2 separate regions of the Homo sapiens genome follow, and region 1 is linked to region 2. A link is a loop called in an ENCODE intact Hi-C map of the cell type or tissue named here. Cell type or tissue: Calu3. All regions are shown on one strand. Each heading gives the region's core, and the rest is flanking DNA. Links, peaks and the distances in the headings are about the cores only. Region 1 overlaps PYDC5 (pyrin domain containing 5). Region 2 overlaps SPTA1 (spectrin alpha, erythrocytic 1).

Region 1 (3,037 bases), core at 202-2,701, 350 kb before region 2:
AATAAATGATTTGACAAAGAAAATAATTGCTAATGCTTCAATTATAACACTACTATATATCTGAGGGTTGGTGTTTTCGAAGCAAATAACACTAGTTTTTTTTTTCTTTCTTTTTTAATTTTTTTAAACAGAGAATCATTCCATACTCTCTGTATGATAAGCAGGCTGTTGGCATAAGAAAAAGCAGAGCTCCTGGATTCAGAAGACTTGAATTCAGTAATATGTACTGTCTTTTACTAGCTGTTTGGTTCCAGGTAACTCATGCCACCTAATTTAAAATGTAACAATTGAGAGACTATAATAAATGCCAGCTGTTTTGTATCAGGCATACCATACTGTGTATTTACAACCTGGAGATAGGAATTATCATCCCCATTCAGAGATGATTATATGCTCCCTCAACATTTTCTTTTCTTTGTGTCTTCCAGGCTTCATGTGAAAGCACTTTGTACACAGTAAGTTGCTACCCAGTGTCAGCTATTATGCATGGTACAGGACCATACTTCTCAACTACAGTGTGTACACCCCTGGGACATGAAGCCACCAAATCAATTGTCTGCATTTTCTTTGGGTATACATTTTACCCTATAGCAAATACTTTAAAATATGTTTTAAGTAAACAGATATCATGGAGTAAAATGTAAATTTTATATTTATGTGATAAAAGGTGTCTTAATTTTCTTATATATAAATTGTTATTGATATGTGAATGTTAGCACGTAATAGGGTTGTAGGAGGGTTGCATTCTTATAGATAAGTAGGGAAACATGCTGAGTTGACTGTGTTTAGCATATAATAGATGCTCAGGAAATGCAAATTTCCTTCTTTTCTTTCACTGGTAAGACAGGGGCGTTCATGTAGTTTAATCATTTTAAGTATTTGAAATGTGTTCCTTATTTTGAAAATGTCCCTTAAAATACTTTATAAATACTTTCAATTTTTGCTTATAAATTCTACATGTATAAATAGGGTTTCTCTAGCTATCACCTGTCTATAGGAAAAAATAATAAGTTCATATTAAAAGTAATAACTCAGAATTCATTAACATTGTCTCTATCAATGGGAGCCTCCCCTAAAAGTCACAGTTGGTTATCTTCAGCTCATAAACATCCTTTCTTGTTCTTGGCTCAAGTCCTCTACCATATAGGTTGCTACTTTTAAAGTAAAATTACTAAATACTGGTAATTTTGAGCACCTGTTCATATGTGTGTTGGACATTTGAGTAACGTGGTTATTCATACCTATTGTCCATTTTTCACATGGGCTGTACAAATGGGACAATATGTAGTTCTACACACATTCTGAATTATATACATTGCCTATGTTTTCTTTCAGGATTTGGAAGTATTATGTTTAATTTTTCTTTTTTATAAAGAAATTTAGAGTTTACATGCAATCAAATTTAATAAACTTTCCCTTCCTGACTTGCACCTTTTGTGCTTAAGACACCTTCCCCTACCTCAACATATTGAGATTATCCTGTTTTCTTCTAATGGGTTACTGGTCACATTAGGTCTTCAATGTGCTACACACTTTAAATAATCAGATCTCTGTGACTCAGAGGAGAACTCACTCATCAACCAGGGGATGGCACTGAGCCATTCATGAGGGATCCACCCCCATGAGCCAAGCACTTCCCGTCAAGCCCCACCTCCAACACTGGGAATCACATTTCAGCATGAGATTTGGGGAAAATAAATATCCAAACCATATGATTCCAAAAACATGATCCATGAAAGAAGAAATTGAAAAATTGAGCTTTATCTACTGTATACATGTCAAAAAATTTAAATTGCACATGTGAAATATGTGCATTGTGTTGTATGTCAGTTATGCCTGAATAACTCTGTTTTAAAAATAACAGGAAAATGGATCCCATTTTCTAAGAATTCTGGAGGTGGTTGTATACCCTCTGAAGATGTCTTTCCCAGGAAGAAGGACTATCTTGCTTAAAAAGTTATTTCTTATATTTCACCAAAATCTCTTTTACTGTACTGTAAACATTTTATTTTCCCTTTAAAAAATAGTAACAGCTCACCTTGCTTCATTTTGAATGTTGAATCACTTTTGGTGGTATAATCTTACATAGTTTGGATCCCTTATAAGCTGAAAAGTCGTGAGATGGAGAGTAAATATAAGGAGATACTCTTGCTAACCAGCCTGGATAACATCACCGATGAGGAACTGGATAGGTTTAAGTGCTTTCTTCCAGATGAGTTTAATATTGCCACAGGCAAACTGCATACTCTAAACAGCACGAGTAGCCAACTTGATTTAAAACGCTGGCATGGTGTCTGCAGTGAGGAAGACCGTATTTTTCAGAAGCTGAATTATATGCTTGTGGCAAAATGTCTTCGGGAAGAGCAGGAAACAGGTATATGTGGGAGTCCCTCATCTGCCCGGTCCGTTTCTCAGTCAAGACTTGGTCTTTCCTTTCATGGCATTTCTGGGAATGCATGTTGATGAGGGAAACGGGATGACACTAAGCTATTCATGAGGGATCCACCCCCCGTGATCCAGACACCTCCCATCAGGCCCCACCTCCAACACTAGGGATTGCATTTCAGCATGAAAGTCCCCCAGGGAAGGCTGCTGGAATTTGTTTGCTAACTTACTACACCAGCCTCGTTGCCCCCTTTTACTGAGAAATCACTCCTAGGAAGTGTTTGTTACAAATTCCACAAATCCATCCCAGCCTTTGTTTGCATCTCTTGTTCCAGCCCTTAGGGCTGCCACTTCCATTTGTCATATTTTCACTTCTCCAGTTCAATTGCAGCGAACATGAACATGGAATTTCAATCTTAACTTCTCAAAACCTCATTTACATGTTTACCAAAGATTTTAAGATAAAGGAAAGAAATCATAGCACTGGAAAAAAAATAAACTGGGATACTAGGTCGTTTTGTTCTTCCACACAGCCTGCTCATTCTTCTCCCTGTCCCCGGCCTGCTGTGGTCCCAGACGATCCTTTCTTCTTCAAGGGAGTCTTGTATTCATACATCCGCTCTTTCAAATTCAAATATTATTTATCCTTCTC
Region 2 (2,811 bases), core at 1-2,500:
AGGTTTTTGATAAATGGTATCATGTCTTCATTGATGTATTTTTGGCTTTCCTCTTTCCTTCCTTTTATATTTCTACCCTTCTTTCTTTCTTACTTTTCTTCATTTATGTCTCTCCTTCTTATCTTTCTTCTTTACTCCCTTCTTTTGTTTCTTAATTTTTAATGCCAAAACTTATTAAATGTCTACTATATGTAAGTATGAATAAAAAATCCTGATTTGCAGGAAAATTACAGTCTATTAGGAGGCCAGATGTTTAACAGTAAGTGCATATAATAGATGTATGAACAGGACAAAGAGTCTCAAAGAAAGGCCTCTTGTGTTCTCTTGAAATAACAGTACTGGAAAACAGGAAAATTTTTGTAAGCTAAGGGAAACCGCCTGATCTGAATTATTAAGGAAAGACAGATGGGTAGTTTACTGTGCAGAGAAAGAGGATAAGCGTTTTTCTAGTCAATAAACCATGAGAGCAAATGCACTGAGGCACAAAACAATCAAGTTTTGTGGAAAATGCAATTGGTTAAGAATGTGAGAATGGAAGATGCAATTGGTTGAGAATATGAGAATGGCTCAGGTACAGGGCAAAACTGGGTGTCATGAAGATTAATTGAACTGGAATCAAATAAATGTTATAACAATGTCTACTATATGTAGTGGTAGAAAAAAAGAGACACACTTCTTACCTTCAAGGAATTCTTTCTAATGAGAGGTTGTTAATCCACACATTCAGAGTAAACAAAAGACGTAGACTCAGTCTGTCAAATCAGTGTATATTTACAGACCTCCTATACTGTGCCTTCACCAGGCTCTGCACAGTGGGTGCCTAAACAAGAACAGAAGGATTTATATATTGTGTGGTATGAGGAAACATGTTACCTAAAGGAGATGAAATTAGAGGGCTCTGTCGGTGGAGGTGCATATTCAACTCCAACCTGAGGAAGGGGTGGGTCATTCCTTAGGAAGAGGGGTTATGTTTTGCTTGATTTCTCAGAGACATGAAATTGGCAGAAAGTAAAAATCAGAGAAAATTCTACCTTAGAATGCAGGCTGCTTACTAAACTGAGACACAAGATACTTTTAATGATCTCAGTTAATGTTCTCAGTTTTTAAAATTCTGTGGCCTTTCCTGTGCTATTGATCACTCATATCTCAAATAGAAGGTCCGGAGCTCCTGACATAGTAACTTAAAGGCCAGAAGGAGTGGGAAGAATTATCACTGGAGGTACAGGGAAAGGTGACGACAGAGAGTGGGTCTTTTCACTTTCTCAAACAATTTTTTGAAATGTTGATGTGTATAATCCTGTTGGACCTTCTTAAGGGAGTACACTTCTTAAAATGTACTCCTCCCATTTTAAGAACTGATGGCTTAGAGCATTTAATACGTTTCTGACAAATTATGTATTTCCTTCCTTGCTTTGGGTTTATAGTTCCCAACCTGCCTGTCCCCGATAAGTGTCAGAATGGAGCAGTCTCTCTGAAGACCACATACTTTAATCTCTGCAGCCACGTAAGAGGTTCCAGCCAGAGGCTCTTTTCTCCTGGGAAGCCTAAAGGACTACTCACCCCTGGTAAGCTGTACAGGGAGATATTTCCAGTGCGTGACTGACACCTGCTTCCTGTTTTTATTCAGCAACAACAGGCTGCACCAGTGGAGGGAGTTGCTGGAGAACAAAGGGTCATGGCTTTATATGACTTCCAGGCCCGCAGCCCCCGAGAAGTCACCATGAAGAAAGGTGATGTCTTAACGCTGCTCAGTTCCATCAATAAGGTGACTTTTCCTTCTAATCTTTCCATCAAAAAGTGGCTCTTTCAGAACCATCTCTCCCAATCCTGCCAGATATTCATATTTTTACCATCTAACATTTATTTTATTATTTTATTTCTTGAATAACTATAACTGATTAGGTAGTATTTTTCCTGTAGATATTTTGCAGGATCCTACACATATCTTTTGGAATTATAATCCCAATGTTGCAGTTAAAATCATAAAGAATTGAAGTTATATAATTAGCCCAAAGATATAGAAAGTATGAGTGGAAATTCTATAATATATTTAAAGGGCTAAGCTGTCTCTTTCTTTCTTCCTCTTTGCTTGTTCCTCTTCTGTGCCAGTATTTCTAGTGATAAAATAACAATGTCTGGGGTTAGAAGGAGCCTACCAAAAGATGAGTCTTTTGTCAACTTGATTTTCTTTAGATCTTGTGCCTGGAAGAACAGTGATAAAATATTGGTTGAGATTTTTAAATATATTTTTCATAAAAACTGAAGTAATTTTTTATACTCTGATACCTAATTAATCTACAAAAATTCTTAAGAAGAAAAGAAAATAGTTTGGGCTATAGTTATTCCAAAGACAAGTAAATGTTTGGAGCGGCAGATGTTTCATTATCAAATAATGTGTGCCAGTCCATTTTTTCTTTGTCTAGGCCTCTTCATTATTTTTTGAGGAAATTAGCCTCAGGGTTTTGGTAGATGTGGCAACAGTTCAAAAATAAAAAATAAAGTAACACTCAGGTATATGAATGTCAGAGCAATTCACATTTTTCAGACCTCTGCAAGAAGAATAGAAGAGAAGAATTTTTGTGCAATATCCTCTTACACAGACGCTCCACTGCCAAGAAATCCAGCTAGAGCCTGGCTCCATGTGTTTTTTGTAAATTCCTCATGAACAAAGTGCCCCATCATTAAAAGAGCTGTCTTGGGTGTTTGAAAATCTCTCCAAAGTTAAGGGTCTAACATTAGGTATCAGATTACTTGATTTCAGGGGCTTGTCTATGCAATTCTTCATTTCATTTCTTGGTCATATATGAAAAT

Evidence for each region. Hi-C counts contacts between places; a loop is a spot of excess contacts. Peaks named below come from ENCODE experiments on the same cell type or tissue, not always from the same donor. Only the 100,000 strongest peaks of a DNase experiment are listed, where the experiment ranks them.
Region 1: it touches region 2 in a loop (2.2-fold over the local background); 6 of 110 quality-filtered maps call a loop at or near these places.

What each region holds. Positions count from the first base shown.
Region 1 is chr1:158,999,397-159,002,433 of GRCh38, reverse strand. It overlaps PYDC5 (pyrin domain containing 5), which reads left to right. Exons shown (of 1, transcript NM_001320010.2): 1 at 1-2,463. The coding sequence starts at 2,122. The coding sequence ends at 2,463. It also overlaps a transcript of IFI16 not described here. Among named protein-coding and RNA genes, the nearest start is that of PYDC5, 1.8 kb to the left of the region's middle. In Calu3, for the core only: no CTCF peak of the experiment used is centred there; DNase peaks (open chromatin) are centred at 1,613 and 2,513.
Region 2 is chr1:158,653,565-158,656,375 of GRCh38, reverse strand. SPTA1 (spectrin alpha, erythrocytic 1) reads left to right here. Exons shown (of 52, transcript NM_003126.4): 21 at 1,628-1,765. Among named protein-coding and RNA genes, the nearest start is that of SPTA1, 32 kb to the left of the region's middle. In Calu3, for the core only: no CTCF peak of the experiment used is centred there; no DNase peak of the experiment used is centred there.